2 separate regions of the Homo sapiens genome follow, and region 1 is linked to region 2. A link is a contact called in ENCODE Hi-C or POLR2A ChIA-PET data. All regions are on one chromosome and are shown on one strand. Each heading gives the region's core, a stretch centred on a gene start or an enhancer-like site at or near the end of the contact. The rest is flanking DNA. Distances are from core to core; before and after follow the strand shown.

The links. A loop is a pair of places that touch in the nucleus more often than their neighbours do. ChIA-PET counts read pairs that join two places held with the same protein, here RNA polymerase II (POLR2A). Pooled maps may share reads with other maps.
Region 1: a pooled map shows a loop between it and region 2 (2.5-fold over the local background). The contact joins the enhancer-like site here to the promoter of SYNE3-AS1 in region 2. A Hi-C loop is called at or near these places in 3 of 50 pooled maps. POLR2A ChIA-PET finds 5 or more read pairs at or near these places in 2 of 52 experiments (Caco-2 and RWPE1).

What each region holds. Positions count from the first base shown.
Region 1 is chr14:99,260,429-99,264,877 of GRCh38, forward strand. All of the region lies in intron 1 of BCL11B (BCL11 transcription factor B), which reads right to left. Among named protein-coding and RNA genes, the nearest start is that of BCL11B, 9.5 kb to the right of the region's middle. Within about 2 kb of position 2,248, at least 6 of the 41 ENCODE cell types and tissues checked have a DNase peak (open chromatin) inside an H3K27ac peak, as active enhancers do.
Region 2 is chr14:95,512,853-95,517,369 of GRCh38, forward strand. It overlaps SYNE3-AS1 (SYNE3 antisense RNA 1), which reads left to right and starts at 3,268. Exons shown (of 2, transcript NR_188030.1): 1 at 3,268-3,368; 2 at 4,152-4,517. SYNE3 (spectrin repeat containing nuclear envelope family member 3) reads right to left here and starts at 3,798. Exons shown (of 18, transcript NM_152592.6): 1 at 3,744-3,798. RefSeq lists silencers at 3,200-3,494, 3,244-4,053.

The DNA of each region.
Region 1 (4,449 bases), core at 998-3,497, 3.7 Mb after region 2:
CGTCCGCCCTCCTGAGTAGGAGTTCTAGCAAGCCTAAATATCTCCTCTCTGCTAGGAGGTTTTCAACTACATAATTTCAAACTCATTTTCTAATTCAAAAGAAACACAGATGAATTTAAAAATTAGCAGAGGTCACACGTGCCTGTTCGCAAGCACCCCTCCTCCTCAGCTTCGTCTTTTGCCAAGACTATGTACCAGCACTTTTTCCTTTCTCTCCTCTTTTTTTTATTTTTTTATTTTTGGTAACATCTGGTATTCTTTCCTTTTTTTGGCAGTCTCTGCCTTTTCACTTTCCTCATGCAGCAGCCCTGCGAGCCCCCGTAATTGAGTTTGAAGGTGTCCAAAGCCGTTTGCTGTGCTGCAGCTCTGATTTCTGCGTCAAGTCCTAACAGCCAACCAACCTGGGAGCCAGGCCCTGTTGGCGTCCCCGAGACAGCCCCGGGATTATCCAGGCCTCCAGGGCTCAGTTCTGAGCTGGGATCTCCACGTCCCAGACCAGAGATCCAACTCACTGCCTCTAAGGGAGTCTGGGAGGAAAAGAAACAAACAAAAAATATCTCCTTCCCCTCCCACTTTCAGCGTTGAAAGTTAAACCCCTGAGATGACAGGGTGTTCACCCGATTCCAAAGAACGGGGTTTCCTCTCCCCACCACCCAGGCTGTGGCGCTGTGCCTTGGCCTGCTGTGTGCGACACTTCCCAGGAAGGTAGCAAGGTCACCCTCAACATCAGGCAGCAGAGTCACCCCCAGCCCCAAATTTCTGGGTCAGAGTAAGTGGACCAAGTGGGCCTGAAAGCTCACGTTCAAGGCCTTTGTAGACACCCCCAAAGACTGTGGTTTCACTTCCGCTGGCAGGCAGATACCAAGCTAGGCGTGTAGGGTGCCTGCATATGTGTGCATGTGTCCCTCCTTAGAACTGTATCGATAATGGAAGAAATAAAAGGAGAAAGCCAAGCCCTGGGAAGGGCAAAGTGACACCCCTCTTTCTCTGCCCTATGGACACCTGAGTCTCCCGGCTCTGCACAGCCTCAGAGAGCCAGGCCTCTGTTCTAACAGGCAGAGTGGTCCAACCTGCCACCCAGAGACGAAAAAGCACCAGGAAAAAGACCAATGAAAACAGTCTTTCAAATTCCCAGACCCTACAGGCCAGCCCCTCATGCAGCCTTGTCCAGCAAACTCGGGCCTTAAAAAAATAAAGCCAAGATGAGGTTTTCCTCTGAGATGATCTCTGCTTTCATGAAAAGCTCCCCAAGTGTCGGGCAGCCCTGCAGAATATTGCTGCTCTCAATATATTATGAGCCGAATAAAGTAGAGCAATTGCTGAAATGTTTGACTCATTAAGAGGAAAAATGAATGGATGCAGCAGACAACTTGTTCGAAAGGCAGATATCAGAGGGCTGAGGCGGATTCTGAAATGCTAAATCCTAAAGTGCAGGGACAAATCTGTATTTACACACACACACACACAAACACACGAGTTAGATTTTCTTTTACAACAAAACCACATTTTATTTACAAGGCCAGGCCTCCTCCCAGCTGGTAAATGCATTTAGAAGCAATCACAAATAATAATGGACATCGTTGTTAAGTGAAAGGGGAAGCACTTGATCCCAAGACAAACTTCCCCATGCCTCGGCTTTGCTGGGAAGGAATTTGAGTCAGAAGAAAGAAATGGAAAGACATCGTTAACACAGGCCCAGCCAAGCAGCCAACAAGCCCCCAGCAGCTGCAAGCTTTCAGCAGGGCCTTACCTGGCCAGTGACTCCCCCACACACAGGGTGCCAAGGACCCCGCCCTCCCTGGCCCATCTCTAACAACTGCCCATGCACCTGCCCTTAGGGGAACTCCAGCCGAGAGGTCTGCTGCCTGCTGTCCCCAGAGCACAGGCATGTGCGTGGCTGCCTGCACACACACATGTGCATTGCTACATACACAGTACGTGGGCTGCTGCTCCTCCTTACCCTGCATTAATTCAAATCCAACTCTCTTATCTTTAATGGCTAAGCTACAGTCCAGGAGAAACATACACAGAATTATTGTTTCAGTGATGACGGGGGTGGGAAAGGGAAGGATGTGGGGGGATGGGTCCCAGGCTCTTAAAATCGTGTGCCACCAACGTCACAACCGCCATCATGATGTGTACGCATGTTTACAAGAAATGTTCAGCATCCATCCGCCCGAGCTCTGCATCCGACTGGAGACTTTACACCTGCTTCCTACGAAGAGGGAGCTCTTGCCAGCGAGCCCATGCTTACCCATAATCTACGAAGAGATCTTTTCATCTCCTCTCCGTGAACACTTGGGGAGGGGCTGGGACTCCAGGCGACACGGAAACGCCACCACACGCACACTCGACGGAGCACAACACTTTCTGAGCTGCCATCCATTTTTAATTTATTGGATCCAAGAGAAAATAACAACCGTAGGGAGGGGGGAGGAGAAGGGTGGAGGGGGAGAGAGCAGGAATCAATTCTTGGTGGAGAAAATAATCTATGACTAGATGACGCTTAAAGGCACGACAAGAGATTTTATGAAGTTCCCCTAACGGAGGGAATAATGAAGTGCCTGGCAGAGAAGGAAATGGAGATAAGAGGGAGGCTGGTGTCAGGAGGATGTCCACAGGGGGTCTCGAAGGGTTATTAGGACACAAGTTGGGGGTGGGGACCCTGGGAAGGCACAGCCAGGCGGAGTCTGAAGCAGGAAGCAAGACCCAGATCACACCTCTCTGTCCTGACCCTCGACCCTCTCAGCAGACAGTCAGAGGAGTCCAGCCTGCTCCAGGTCAGCTCTGCACCCTCCTGACACCCTCCAAAGGCTGCCTCCCTGGAGGGACAGATACATACCACAGCCACCACCCCATGAGGTCCTGTCTGCCCCTCCTCAGCTGAGGCACACACCTCGATCGCCGTTTCTGACATGTGAGAGGGAGAGCAAGGGAAGGCGGCCGGTGCAAAACATGCTTCCCAGTGTGGGCTTCCCAGGAAAATGACCAGGGTCCCGCTGACTCCGCCAGCAGCGGAAACTTTGGGCCTGGCCTGCAGGCCAGGAGGTGGAAACTCCAGATCCGTGAAGAGGTTTTAGATGCAGGAAGAGGCTCACTCCCATACCTTCTGGTCTACAGACTCCAGGCGGGAAAGTCGAATGTTTGGGGAGGGTCTCCCTGTGTACAGATTGTTTGCAGGACTCCAGCCTAATTTTAGGATGCTTAAGCAGCTCCCTGAAAAATATCCTCAGTTGCTCTATGGAGTCCAACCGCCTTCTCTCCCCCACTGCACACACCTCTCCAGAACCCCAAAAACTGAGCCCAGGAGTCTGGGTCTCCCCAGCACAAGAGCAGAAAAAAGAATAATGCACACACCTCTCCAGAACCCCAAAAACTGAGCCCAGGAGCCTGGGTCTCCCCAGCACAAGAGCAGAAAAAAGAACAAGTGAATAAGGAAAACATACTCAGGTATATTCACAGGTCTCAGCCATTACTAAAAGGTTACAAATAAAAGTCTTGACAAATAAAATAGGCGCTTTAAAGAAAAAGAAAAGGAAAAGATTTACCACAATAGCAATCCTTCTCAACACATTTAGCAGGTTCTATAAAACTGCAAATGCCTTCAATCTTCAGAGCCACAACGGGCTCCTAACGATGTGATAAAAAAGCACTCTTTGTGGGCAAATGAAGAGATTTGTTTTTATTTAACATTATGCTTTTTTCAAAGGTGCGGAAGAAAAGAAGGGCTTCCACACAGGACACTGGACCTCAAGGCTTTAGCTGGAGGAGTTTGGATTATCTGAGGCCAACAGCAAATAGCAAGGGCAGGAGTGCTTTCGACATCTCTTTTCCAAGGTAGGAATTTAAACATGACACCGCCCCCCCCCTTTTTTTTAATTCTTAGCAGTGCATCCATTTCTGAGGCACATGTTAATCACAATAATATTGGCACTCAACTTTTCTTGAGTCATTTCTGCGTGTTGTTTTAGTAGAAAACTCATTAGAACATTTCACAAATGTATTTATTTGTATTTCAATAAAATAAGTGGAAGGGGGCCATAAAAAAGAAGTTATGTAAAAGAGAGGATTTTTTTTTTCTTTTTTTACTTTGAAGTGACTTAATTTTGTGTGGTCTGGGATTTCATTACAGTAAAATAGCTCAGGCTGGCTATTCAACACCCAAGCAAATTATCAGCTGCCACAAGAAAAAGAAAAAAGAATGAATTTCTTGATTTTCAGCAACTGCACAAAAGACTAGCATATGTCAAAATGCTGGACCAACATCCCGTGAATGTGGCACCATTCATCAAGCCTCCATCTAGTGTCACTTTTGCCAGCAAAAAACAAGGCTGCTCTGCTCACCCTCCTCACTGGCTTGTGCAGAAGACGCAAGAAATGTGTCCTTCTCTTTCCACGCGTCTCCAAATAGCCTGCTCTCGGCACTTTTTACCCACGCCCTGGGAAACA
Region 2 (4,517 bases), core at 2,018-4,517:
GTCTCAAAAAATAAATAAATACATACATAAAATAAATAAAAAATAACACTCACAAGCCTACCACTGGACTGAAGAAACAGAACATAATGGATCCCACTGAGAGTGAAACAGACATCTCCCTGATCAATTACCCACTTCTCCCCAAAGATAATCACCTTGATTTTGCATTATCATTCCCTTGCCTTTTTCTTTTTTAAACCAGCTTAACTTTGTGAAATAGAATCTACGTATAAAGGCATGTATAAAACATACATGTAATTAGCCAGTAACTACAAAGTGATCTCCTTTGTAACTGCCCCCCCGACTCTCCTGATCCTCTCTCACCTTTCCTCAGCACGCGTGGTAATGCTTGGCTTTTATTTAAGCTAATCACCTTCTTGCTTTTTGTCGTCATTTTACTTCTCAGCTATGTGTCACTAAACAACTCATTGCTTAGTTTGGTTGTGTTTTGAGCTTTTATAATTGCCTTAGCAGTTCTCCATGGAGATGCTAGGATTCTCTATACCACGTCTGCAGCCTAGAAACCCAGGCGAGAGATCCAGGCTGCACTCTGGTGTTACAATGATAGTAGAGGGTTAGTAATAATAAAAACCATCAGTCCTATTTATGGTGTGCCCGCACCATGCCGGGCATTCTGCTAAAGCATCATCCCCAGTTACCTCAATTATCTTCGCAGCAACCCCAAAAGGGAAGTATTTCAAGAGGTCAAAATTAGGGCATCAGCTTCCCAAACTTGTCCCCCGTCCACTTCCTAGCTTCCTAGCTGCTCAGCCCCAGAACATCATCCCTAAGTCCTAAAGCAAAGGTTCCTTTCAGGATGGGAGGGTCAGGAAACACTGCTGCTCCTGGGTTCCTATCTTTGTGGTCCAGTCAGGCTGCTTAGATTATATATATATATATATATATATATATATATATATTCAGAATCCATATTCTTTTCCAGCAAGTACTGATGACTTAATGAAGACAAGCATCCTGTCCGGTCAGTACTGTTTTCCCAGTGATGAACGTACAACTTTGTCCTTGGATTGTCTAAGATAGGCCATGTGGTGCCAGGAAGAGCATCAGGTCAAAAGCCCTTAGTTCTAATCCTGGCTGTACCACATCCAGCCGCTGGATATCAGCCTTCTCATCTGTAAATGGGCAAGCAATGACAGCCTTGCCTACTACCAGATCCTAGGAGGTGAGAGGCAGGAAGAGCTTTGGAAGACCCCACGAACACATTTGAGTCCCTCTGTAGGCTTCTCTAGAACCCTTCAGAGTTGAAAGGGGTGACCAGGAACCTGGGAAAGAGTCCCAGGGCAGCCCAGGGTTGGAGCTTCAGGGCCAAAGTGGTTAACTGAAAATATTCATTATCACCCCGCCCAGGCTGGAGTCCCCTGGCTTCCAGTTTTGAAGCAGAGGTCAGCTAGGCGGTGTAGGACACTGCTCCTGGGTTGACCAATGGGCCACATCAATGGGTCAGCTGTTTGGGGTCAAGAGCCTCCTGCCCTCCCTGGGGCCAAGGGCCAGCTTTCAGTGCTGGGAGGACCATGAGGGGGGTGAGCCAGGACTACCCACCATTGACAGACAAGGGGAAATCAAGGCAGGGAGAAGAGGGGCAGAGGCAGAGCAGAGGGGAACCCAGGTATCCCGACGAGGCCCCTTCGCCTCAAACTGTGACACCTTCTCACATGTGCTGTGTCTGACACCATACAAAATGCTGATCAGGGCAAAGCTCGTTTAGTGCTCATGAGGCCCTGCGAGGCAACACCTGCCGTGCTATGGTTAGCCCCTTTCCACGGGGAAGGACGCTGAAGCTCTGAAAGGTGAAGCAACTTTCCCAAGGCTACACAGCCAGGAACGGGCTAAGGCAGGACTGGACTCAGGCAATCCAACTTGACTGCCCCATTCCTAACAGCTGGACAATGCGGGAAGCCTAGCTGCCCAGTGGGTTCCCAAAGGCTCCAGGGTGCTTTTGACGTTGAGCTGGGCCTGCCCAGTCTTGCCTCCCGGGGCCGCCAAGCCAGGGCCCCCCGGCAGCCCGCTCCAGGCTGCATCACAAGGCAAAGGGGCTGCCCAGGCATGGCCAGGTCCATGGCTGCTGGAGAGCATGCAAAGCACCCGAGCAGGAGCCTTGTTCCCATGGAGACAGACAGAAAGGACTCCAACTCACTCTGAAGTGTACCTGCAGGGAGCCAGGTGCCAGACTGTACCTGGAGGCAGAAACCTGAGCCTGGATTCTCACCACTTCCCTCTGTGCCACCAACACATCCTCAGGCCTTCTTCTCAGGACCCCCAGCAAGACACGAGTTCCAGAAATAAGACATCCCAGCCCACTTCCCGCTCAGCCACCCCCAGAGGGGCCTCTCTGGTTGAAAACAACGCCTGGGGCCAGCAGGCTTGGCACAGCTGTGGCTGTCAGCCTGCCGAGCACCGTCCGGCCTGAGGAATGTGCAGACCCACATGTGCTGGAGCATCCCGCTGGGGCACAGTGACAGGAAACTGAGCAAAACAGCTCGTTGGCACTGATATGCCCCTCCCACCTCCCAGCTCCTGACTCCTATGGGCTGTTGGCTGCCCTGGAAGTGCAGGCGGCAAGCCCAGGCCCTTCAAGAGAGCCAGGCAGTGTGGCTCTGGGCAAATCACTCCCCCTCTCTGGGCCTGTTTCTGCTTCTCTTGGTGGATGAAGGACGCTGTCCTGCCAAGCTCAGAATGGCAGTGATTTTATGACATGCTCTCCTTTCTGGGAGGACGGTCCATTCTCCTCATGCCCTCATTCATGTGGGATGGGGCATGCCCCCAAGACACATCAAGCTATCCCACTAGCAGCCCTTGGCTGTAGAAAGCCCCCCCACCCAGTGCAGGGATAAGGGTGACCCTTCAGAGTTGAAAGGGGTGACCAGGAACCTGGGAGAGTCCCAGGAAAGCCCAGGGTTGGAGCTTCAGGGCCAAAGTGGTTAACTGAAAATATTCATTATCACCCCGCCCAGGCTGGAGGCCCCTGGCTTCCAGTTTTGAAGCAGAGGTCAGCTGGGCGGTGTAGGACACTGCTCCCGGGTTGACCAATGGGCCACATCAATGGGTCTGCTGTTTGGGGTCAAGATCCCAAGACCCCAGGGGAAGTCAACATCCATCTGAGGCTCTCTCAGGCCCTGCAAGCCATCTCTGGCCTCACTGCCCTCCCCTTTAGAAATGTGGGAATGAGGCTCAGAGAGGTTGAGCTGCTTGCCAAGTTTGCATAGCCAAAAGGCGTCTGAACGAAACTGAGCATTCGGGGTTGGACTTCCCCTCTTCGCCGCCTGCTCTGCTCTCCCAGGCACTACTGAGCGCGCTCGCGGTCGCCAGGAGCGGATTGGGCCCCCGCCGCGCGCAAGCCTTGGTGACAGGTCAGCCCGCCCCTAGGGGAGGCAGAGGGAAGCCCCGAGGAGGCACCCGGCCCGCTGGGGCGCGCTGCCCGGGGCTTTAGGGCTTTTTCTTGTGGGCCGGCCGAAGCTCCCCGGGGTTGAAAGGAAAGGCTCGGGAATTTCGCAGCCAGCACAGAACGGTTGGATTTAAACTAAAAATACCCGCCCGCCCGCAGCTGTCACGCCGGGGCCCCCGCCCCCGCGCCGGGCGCGCCTCCCCAGGTCCCCCAGACTTTCGGCGCCCCCGATTCCCGGGGCTGTGTCAGAGCTGGGCCAGGGGCTGAGGACCCCACCCGCCCGGCCCCCGGCCCCCGGCCCCCGGCCCCAGGCCTGGCCTCCCGGCCCCGTGCCACTTACCCTCCCGGAGCGTGGAGGAGCGCGGCGCCGCGGGTAGCTGGGGCCGAGCCTCCTTCCCTCCTCCCTGCGTCCCGGGCGGCTCCGGGGCGGGGCAGGGCTGGGGCGGGCCCGGACACCGCGAGTACCCCCGCCCCCGCCGGGACCCGCCCGGTGGCCCCGCGGGAGAGGCCGCGCCCCTCTCCGCACGCGCTCAGCGGAGGCCCCGGGTGCGCAACCCCAGCCCGGCGGACATCCTGCGTGGCCCCGGGGACCAGGGCCGAAGAAAAGCCTCACCGCTCCCTGTCGCGGACCCGGGGCGGGGGTTAAGGGGGGGGTCCTGTCCACGCTTGCCTGGAAAGCAGCCCGGAGCCCTGGCCCCTGTCTGTCTCCCCGACACACACACAGCCACCCACCCTCTTCTCATCCTAGGGGATGGCGCGGAGCTGCCTCTCCGGGAAAGTTGGATCTGTGCGCCCAGACATGGAAAAGGGATTAGGACACCGGCAGATCTTGCCCTCACAGAGCGGAGGTGGGGGCCTTGGAAGGGGCACACCGCCCGTAGGCGCGAAATCCAAGAAGAAAATGACACTCATCAGCCAGCCTCGCGCGGGGAGAAAGGGCGGGGTGGGGGGTAGTGGCACCCTGCCCGTCCTCTCCCACCCCCACAGTCCGGGCCCACAGTCCAGGAGTCACAAGGGATGTGAATCCCCAGGCATAATGTGAACCCCCAACAAACCCAAGGCCTCAGAATGCGCCTCACCTCTCCCTCCCCACCAGCAGAAACATCCTCCCACT